Linked DNA regions of Homo sapiens: all the other regions are linked to region 1. The links are chromatin contacts, found by Hi-C or POLR2A ChIA-PET in ENCODE. All regions are on one chromosome and are shown on one strand. The core of a region is the stretch at or near the end of the contact, and the rest is flanking DNA. Distances in the headings are between cores, read along the strand shown.

What was found. A loop is a pair of places that touch in the nucleus more often than their neighbours do. ChIA-PET counts read pairs that join two places held with the same protein, here RNA polymerase II (POLR2A). Pooled maps may share reads with other maps.
Region 2: a map with no recorded cell type shows a loop between it and region 1 (5-fold over the local background). The contact joins the promoter of LINC02280 here to the promoter of CDCA4 in region 1. A Hi-C loop is called at or near these places in 8 of 37 single-sample maps with no recorded cell type and 9 of 50 pooled maps. POLR2A ChIA-PET finds 5 or more read pairs at or near these places in 2 of 52 experiments (HepG2 and activated B cell).
Region 3: a map of naive thymus-derived CD4-positive, alpha-beta T cell shows a loop between it and region 1 (21-fold over the local background). The contact joins the promoter of ADSS1 here to the promoter of CDCA4 in region 1. A Hi-C loop is called at or near these places in 1 of 168 maps with a recorded cell type or tissue (naive thymus-derived CD4-positive, alpha-beta T cell) and 7 of 50 pooled maps.

The regions. Positions count from the first base shown.
Region 1 is chr14:105,019,707-105,022,634 of GRCh38, forward strand. It overlaps CDCA4 (cell division cycle associated 4), which reads right to left and starts at 1,377. Exons shown (of 2, transcript NM_017955.4): 1 at 1,293-1,377. RefSeq lists enhancers at 1-102, 554-1,069, 1,584-2,097, 2,113-2,172 and silencers at 723-812, 823-1,712, 1,743-1,812.
Region 2 is chr14:104,664,087-104,667,014 of GRCh38, forward strand. LINC02280 (long intergenic non-protein coding RNA 2280) reads right to left here and starts at 1,472. Exons shown (of 2, transcript NR_135293.1): 1 at 647-1,472; 2 at 1-23. RefSeq lists an enhancer at 1,402-2,164.
Region 3 is chr14:104,722,661-104,725,588 of GRCh38, forward strand. ADSS1 (adenylosuccinate synthase 1) reads left to right here and starts at 1,569. Exons shown (of 13, transcript NM_152328.5): 1 at 1,569-1,802. The coding sequence starts at 1,611. RefSeq lists a silencer at 1,376-1,785 and an enhancer at 2,616-2,928.

The DNA.
Region 1 (2,928 bases), core at 127-2,626:
GTATTTGGTTTTTTTTGTTTTTTGAGACGGAGTCTCGCTCTGTCGCCCAGGCTGGAGTGCAATGGCACGATCTCGGCTGAGACCTCTGCCTTTCTGGTTCAAGCGATTCTCCTGCCTCAGCCTCCCACATAGCTAGGATTATGATTACAGGCATGCGCCATCACGCCCAGCTAATTTTTGTATTTTTAGTACAGACGGGGTTTCACCACGTTGGCCAGCTAGTCTCGAACTCGGGACCTCAGGAGATCCACCCGCCTAGGCCTCCTCTCAAAGTGCTGGGAGGTGTGAGCTACCGCGCCCAGCCAATTGCAGGTACTTTTGTTACTTGGAACGAAACACACTCCTTCTTTTCCCTGAAAACATGTTCCAGTGGCAAGTTGAGGGAAACTTCCTAGCCCCTTTTCCAAGATACAGCCTACTACTCTTCCTAGAAAAGGGGTGTAACTCACTTTGTATTCTGGATTTCCACCCTAATTATAAAACACGGTGACACTTGAAAATAGAGTGGTTGTACGTAGAAAGTTGATAAAACGTAAGTTTTGTGAACAGGCAATGTTTTTCTGTGGCTCGCTTTGAGAGAACGGTTATCTGGGTCCCGCCGTCCCGTGCGTCCCACACGAAGGCCACAGGAGAAGCGAGGCAGCGGAGACCCTCTATTCCAGCAAGCTGTCGGAGCCTTTGCCACGACGATCCTGTTTGCGGGGCGAGAAGCGTCTGAAGACGCGGAGGGAGGCTTGCGTCTGACTTCTGCAAGTGTCTCGGGGACTTTCCCTAGTCCCACCTCGCACCGCCGGAGGAGCCCAGGGAAGACGGCGCTGGCCGACCCGCCCGGGGTCTGGGCCTCCTCCCACATCCGCGGCCCTCTCCGCGGCCGGGCTCCGACAGAGGGGGCTGCGGCGCGCCTGGCGTTCCCTCCGCTGCAACTAGAGCCGAGGTACGGGAAACGCCGCTGCGTACCCCAGCCGGGCCCTCGTGAAGCGGCTCCCGCGTGGGGCCGCCCGCAGGCCTCGGCAAAGCCCCAGCTCCGCGCTCCGCAAGGAACGCAGACGGCGGCCCGGGCCCCTCTGTTCCCCGGGCCCCCTCAGCAGCGGCCACCCCGCGGGGGAACCAGCGCCCAGGAGGGCGGCGAGGGCGCCGCGGCAGCCCCAGCGGTGGTCCCGGGCGCCGCCTCCGCCCCGGACCCAGCGCCAGGAGCCACAGACTCCGCGCACCGCCCCCAGGCTCCTCCGCGCCCTGCAGCACAAAAGTGCACGCCGCCGTAGACGCCCTAGCGGTCCGCCGGGCCCGCTCACCTGACCCGCGAGGCCGCCCGCCGGGTCCTCTGCTCAGCCACCGCCACCGCCGCTGCCGCCAGCTTCCCGCCGCTGAGGAAGGAGCGCCCGACGGCGCGGGGCGGGGCGAGCGACCGCCACTCGGCGTCCACAAAGGGTCGACGCTGCGCTCTCCGCGCGCTACGCCCGCTGATTGGCCACTCGCGGGCCGGGGGCGGGGCCTCTTGTTCAAACCCACGCGGGCGGGGCATCTGTGGCGCGTCTTCCCGCGCTGCGGCGACGGCCGTTGGGGCTCGCGCGCGCCCTCGGTTGCCCCGCCCCCGCCCCTGCGCCCGGCCCCGCCACGCCCACGCCCCGCCGGCTCCCAGGTCTCCCCGCGCCCAGTCCGGCCCCGCCCCGCCAGCTCCCAGGTCTCCGCGCGTCTGGCCCTGAACTGAACGCGCCTGCGCCTGGGGCCCACGTGGGGCCCTCGGGCGGGCGTGGCGGGGCAAACAGAGGTTTGGACTCTCTCGCTTCTGCCTGGCTCAACTTCTCCGCCGAGGCATCCGTGCCGGGGTCGGGAGGAGCCGGGCACGGCAATTCCCGGGCGGTCTGGGCTCCGAGGTCTATCCAAGCCTCTCCAGAGACCGGGGTTATCTCCAAAGGCTTCCTAGGTTTACACGTAAGAAATGTAACGTGAAAGTTCAAAGCAGGGGACACGTGTTTTAAATCTCTTAGTGGAAAAGGTTTTAAATAGGATGCGAGAACCTGCAATCATTGACTTAAGTAATACCCTGAGCGCCTGCAGCAGGCCCGGCAGGCGTGGCTGCAGCTGAGAGCCAAGTGCTGGAAGTTGGGGGGGAATCCTCAGATCAATCCGCAGGTGCGGATGCGCCAAGGTCGGTGGTAAATGCTGAAATGCTGTCGGGAAACCTGGGAGTGACGTGGGGGCGCTGCTCACATAGGTCTCTAGGATAAGGAGCGTCTTAAAGCACCAAAAGGAAGAGTGGACGAGAATTCAGGAGAGGAATGGCTGGGGCAAAGCCCGAGGCAGGGGCAGGAGGCAGGAGCACGTCTCAGTGCAGTGAGAAAGAACCCTGTGATCTCGTGGGAAAGTTTTAAGTGTGAGGGGTGGAGGGACTTTTGGGCTATTCTGGGAGTGGGATGGAGACTACTGGCATGGTCAGCAGAGAAGGAACTGGAATCTGAATTGTGCTTGAAAAGAATCACTGTTCTTATTTAAAAAAAAAAAAAAGGGGGTCTCTTTCGCCCAGGCTGGACAACAGTGGCGTGATTATGGCTCACTGTATCCTCGAACTCTTGTGCTCGAGTGATTCTCACGCCTCAGCCTCCCAAGTAGCTGGGACTACAGAAGTGTGCCACTACACCAAGCTAACTTTTTTTTTTTTTTTGGTAATTTTGTAGAGACAGGGTATTGTCTTGTTACACAGGCTGGTCTCCAACTCCTGGCCTTAAGTGATCCTCCTACCTTGGCCTCCCAAAGTTCTGGGATTACAGGCATGAGGCACCACAACCACCAAGAATCACTGTTGGTAATAGATTTGGAGGAGGTGGCAGGAAGGCTGGAAGTAGAAAATCCCATTAGGTTACTGCCCAGGTAAAAGAAAATGGGACTTGATAAAGGTGACTACCTGAGAATTTAAAGTTTATGCATGTC
Region 2 (2,928 bases), core at 222-2,721, 360 kb before region 1:
GGTCATTACATCTTTGCCGTTTCCTGATTTTTAGAAAAAAAAAAAAAAAAAACCTGTGATCTGAACCAAGGTAATTGATCTCCCTCCCTTCCTACAGGTGTCCACGCCCTTGGGGAAGGTTATAGGGGTTGGATGTGCTTTTGACCCCAAGGGCTCCCTACGTAGCCCAGGCCAGCCTGGGGCTTGGAGGAGGGCGGGTGAGCTGATGAGAACCTCCTCCATGCTCAGCTTCCACCTGCTGGCATCTGTGTGCCCAGCACACAAAGCCTGGGCAACGGGCGACTCCTGTGAGCAGAGCTTCACCCTCTTCCCCTCTCACTACCCCCCACCCCACCTGCAGCCCCTCTCCTCCCTCCCCTTGGTTCGAGATGACCCCAACTCCCCCGGAGATTTCTACTGGGATCTGGTTTGGTTTTTGCTTTTTATGATCCCCTAAACCCATCTTCACCTCCCTGCTAGGGCTCCCCAGGTTGACTGGGGAGGACCCCACATTCCCCATGATTCCACGCAGCAAAAGGCACTTCTGGCAGGAACCCGCATCCCAGGGCAGGCCCTGGGGCACCTTGGGCTGGGGAAGACTGCGGCCCCAAAATCTCCACTCCCTGCGCTGCCATCTGAAACACCACCATGATGGATAATGTCTTACCTAGGGAGAAGGCACCTGTGCTGGAAAAGGAGACCCAAGAGACCCGCCTGGACCGTGTGGGTGAGACCATCGCACCCTCCTGCCGAGGGAGAAGGCACCTGTGCTGGCTAAAAGGGGTCCCAAGAGAACTGCCTGGACAGTGTGGGTGAGGCCATTGCACCCTCCTGCCGAGACGGTGGGCCCTGCTACAGAGCCTGATGCCCCTGAGGAGCTGGGACCACTGTCCTCCCAATACACATACACACACAAACACACACAGAGACACACACCGACACAAACACACAGACACACAGAAACACACACAAACACAGACACACACACAGACACACACAAACACACAGACACACACAAACCCACACACACACAAACACACAGATGCAAACACACACACACAGACACACACACACAGACACACAGAAACACACAGACACACACAAACCCACACACACACACAGATGCAAACACACACAGACACACAAACACACACAGACACACAAACACAAACACACACACACACAGACACACAAACACACAGATGCAAACACACACACAAACACACAGACACACAAACACACAGACACACACACAAACACACAGACACAAGACACACACACAGACACACAGACACACAGACACACAGACACACAGACACAGACAACACACACAAACACAGACACACACATACACACACACAAACACACAGACACACACAAACACACACAGACACACACAGCACACAGACACACACACAAACACACACACACCCTTCACAACCTTCCTGGGCTCTTAGCATTTTCTGTGGGGCTGTCAAGGCAGGAAGATCCAGGAGGGACCCCAGGGCGGGGAGAGACAAACTCTCCCAGCTCAGGAAGGCAGTGTGCTTTCGCCTAAATAACTGAGTGAGCTCACACTAACAGGAAGTGTTTTGATTTTGCAGTCTGAGAGTTAATCCCGTCGCTGGCCAGACATGTTTGCTTTTAGGTTCTCTGGTGGCCCACAGGTCCCAGTTCTGAATGGAAACATCCCGAGGCGGCCCCTCCCCTCCTCAAACTGCACCCTCCCCGGGCATGGCGCTGCCTGCAGGCTGTAGAGAGGGCCTGGGCTTTTTCACACCTTGGGGAGGTGTAGACCAGGGAAAGGAAGAGGAGAAGGATGTGGGCAACCCTCCACCACCAGGGAGCTCCACCACCACTCCGCAGGCCCTGGCGTGGCACCGTCCCCGAGGGCTGGCACCGGGCTGGTGGCAGGCCTCAGCATCAGAGGGTGGCTGAGTCGCACACACCGCCCCTACCCCTCTTCCCGAGACTGAGCCCCTCTCTCTAGCCCCAGAGCAGGAGTCACCCCCAGCCCCACCAGCCACTGCCCATGAAGCTGGTTGGAATTGCCCTCAGCGGCCACAGAGGCCCCAGCGGGGTCCCCAGCCAGGCCGACATGCACTAGCAGCTCAGAAAGAAAGGCCTTGTGTCCAGTGACCTCCCCCAACCTCGGAATGTGGCCGTTCTCTCCTCCCATCCCTACAGTAGGGCTGAGGCTGTCCCGAGTACAAAGGCCTTTTGTCCCCACAACCAGCCCCCACCCGCCGAGGTGACACTGGAGCTGGGAGAGTGGCAGCCTCCATGGCGGCCACAGTGGCTCCCAGCTCCCCTGCAGCAGGGCCTCCCTCCTCCCCCAGGGCCGGGCAGAGGGCACCTGCAGGGCATCTTCCCCGGCACCCCCTGGCTGCAGAGCACCCTGGTGAGAACGATCTAATCGGAGAGCCCAGGCTTATACACAGCTTCTCTCTGCCAGCTGAGAATTTACGTTTCTGATTAACTTGTGTTACCCACAATACACTGTAGACTACAGAAGGCCAGGACCCTCTGAGGTGGTGCAGTGCCCCCAGTCTTGTTCTGGGTGAGGGCTCCACGGACCTCTTTATTTGTCAAAACTCATACACTTTAGTTCTATGCATTTTACTCTGGGTAAACTGTATCTCAGGCCAGGCGCGGTGACTCATGCCTGTAATCCCAGCACTTTGGGAGGCCAAGGTGGGTGGATCATTTGAGGTCAGGAGTTCGAGACCAGCCTGGCCAAAATGGTGAAACCCGTCTCTACTAAAAATACAAAAATTAGCCGGGTGTGGTGGCAGGCACCTGTAGTCCCAGCTACTCAGGAGGTTGAGGCAGGAGAATCGCTTGAACCCGGGAGGTGGAGGTTGCAGTGAGTCAAGATTGTACCACTGCATTCCAGCCTGGGCGACAGAGCAAGACTCTGTCTCAAAAAAAAAAAAAAAAAAAAAAAAC
Region 3 (2,928 bases), core at 319-2,818, 300 kb before region 1:
TCCAGGTTCTGCCAAATCTCAGAGCCCTCCAACCCTGCTCCAGCCCCTTCCCAAGCTGGGGCCGGTGGTCTGTTCACCCCCGACCAGCTGTCACCCCCAAGGTGGCACTAGGAAGTTCATGCATGAAGACTGCTTTTCCACTGAGGCCCCACTGACTGCTTGGAACCCATACAACGGCATTTTCCCCGCAAGGATGCTGAGGGAGAGGAAGTGTCGATGTGCCCAGTGGAAGAAGAGGGGACTGGGGACATGGGTGCAGGGGGCAGGAGGCCAGGCTTCAAACAGCCCCTCTCCCCCAGGCTGGGGCACGGTCAGGTGCCAAGAGAGGAGGGGTGGGGAGGCTGCAGGCAGGGGTGGGCAGTGGTGTCCTTGGCTGCACCTGAATCACTAACTCAGTGTGAGCGACCTTTGCTGTGACAGGCCCAAGCTCCACTCCTTCCTCACAGGGAGTGTCCCGTCTCCATGGACTCCCTGTCACTAGCCTTGGAGTTGCCCTGAGCCCAAGGGGCCTCGTGGCTCCAGGCTCTTTGGCAACTGAGAGCCGTCAGGGAGGGAACAAAGGACCCCGCCTCCCTGCTCTGAAGCAAGAACCTGATTCTCTTTTCCGCCCTTGGGGCCCCAGGACCCTTCTCTTGGCCACCAGGGCTGGCTTCCTCCAAGCCTCATCTACTTGGGAGGGGTGGGGCGGGATGGGTGAGACAGGACAACCAGCCGGGAACACGGGAGCCTCGCAGACCATCGCCTCCCTCTGGGGCCTAGTCCCTCCACAGGCTGGGCCGGGAAGGTCTGGTGTGGGACCTCTTGGGAACCTGGGCCCCACGGTGGCGTGCATCCCTGGGGGTTGCTCCCATGCCAGCCAGGTGACGCTGACAGGATGGGTCCCTTTACCCCAGACTTGGGTGCTGAGGGCCGGAGCTCCATGCTGGAGCCCGCCTGCTCGCTACAGCCAGGCCCGAGCCACAGCGCGCCCGGGCGGGACGCGGGGCCCCTGCCGTGGGGCAGAAGTGCGGGCAGTTGCGGGGACACAAAGTCCTCGGAGAGGACGCGCTGCGCGGCTCTTCGCGGCCGCCAGGGGGCGCGCCCGCGCCCAGGGCACTCGGGGTTCCACGGGGGGCAGGTGCGCTCCTCGAGAGTGCGGACCCTCTAGGTGGGGTGCAGGACGCAGCTCCCCTTTTGCAAACCGCACTCCTTCCCTGGAGGGAACGACCACCCCTGCAGTTGCTGGAACCCCGAAGTCCTGGGCCCGGCAAGGGCTTGGTGGGGGGTGAGGTCGCGGTGCACAAGCCCTGGTCCCCGACGGGCTAGCGAGAAACTGCCTCCGTTGGCAAATTCGTGGGGGCGGCTCCCCAGGCCATCTGCCTGCCTGGCCGTTGGTCCGTGCGGCCCCTCACCCCTAAAGTGCTCGAGACTCAACTGGGCTTCCCGGGCAGCGGCGAGGGGGCGGGGATGTGGCGGCCGGAGGTCACCGGGGCGTCACTGCGCCCGCCCTGGCCCTCCCCCGGCCCGCCCCCTGCCCCGCCCCCTGCCCCGGCCCGGCTCCATTTAATGGCGCGGACGCCGGCGGCGGCGGGCTCCTGGCCGGGCCAGCGCAGCGGAAGAGCCAAGCCAGCATGTCGGGGACCCGAGCCTCCAACGACCGGCCCCCCGGCGCAGGCGGCGTCAAGCGGGGGCGGCTGCAGCAGGAGGCGGCGGCGACCGGCTCCCGCGTGACGGTGGTGCTGGGCGCGCAGTGGGGGGACGAGGGCAAAGGCAAGGTGGTGGACCTGCTGGCCACGGACGCCGACATCATCAGCCGCTGCCAGGTGCGGGCTGGGGCGCCGGGTCCCTCCCCCACCGCCCAGCGAGCCCCCCTCCCCCGACCCAGACGGCCCCTGTCCTCCCATGCCCTGGCCGGTCACTCACCCGCTTGGATGCCTTCCTTCCGGGAGCACCTTTCCCAGGGCCACCCCACCCACGCACGCACACGCACCACTCACACAACCCCCGACCCACACACACCGCCCTCCTTCCACCCACCCCTACTCCACCACCCCGGCAGCGGGCCAGGGCACAGCTATAAATACAAGTCGCTGAGTTGGGGACACCCGATCCTTAGGGGGTGGCGCATGCCATGGGTGTGACGCTGGACCCTCCATGGGGGAACCAGAGGACCCAGCCCCAGGATGGTTTGAGGACCCCCAAGACACCCCCCTTCCTCATTTACAGTGATCACCTGGGGCCTGTCTGGGTCTGGGATAGGGCTTACCTGGCTCCCCGCAAGGTCTGCAGGTGGTGGAGGGGGTAAAAGCTGCCTGCTGGGTGGGGGTGACCCCGGTGAGTCAGCCAAGGAGAGGCAGAGGTGGAAGGGGGCCAGGCCGTCCTGGGGGGCAATTGGGGCCGCGCCTGAGGGAGGGTGCTTGGGACGATCCTAGCCAGACATGGGAGAGGGAGGGCCACAGACTTCTGGCCAGGGTGACCCCGTGGCTGGCAGTGCCACCGAGGAGGCCAGACCTGCTTTGTCCCCCAGGGCCCAGGGCTGGGCCTCTGCCAGCCGGCAGCTGCTCTCAGCGCCCCCATCTGTTCTGACTGAGCTGCACACTGGGCACTCTCTCGGGCCGCCACCCTGGGGCTACATGCCCCATGCCAGGGCAGCCAAGTCTGCTGCCCATGGGCTGACTTACAGCTCCAGGCACAAAGGGGTCAACTTTGGGATGCACGCGTCTGGGGTTTGGAGCCTGCCTGGGGCTGCTGCCAATAATGGAACAAGGGCCCCCGCACCGTCCCTTCTCCGGGTTCTGTGGCCTCCTTCCTGAGCTCCAGAGAGGAGGGCTGGGGCCCAAGACGAAGGGAGTCAGCCCAGCACCCTGTGTGGCTCAGGGCTGTCCGAGCCCCTCCTGCCGGAAGGGACTGTGGCTTCCTAGAAAGTTCTTCCTGGAACAGTGGGGGACC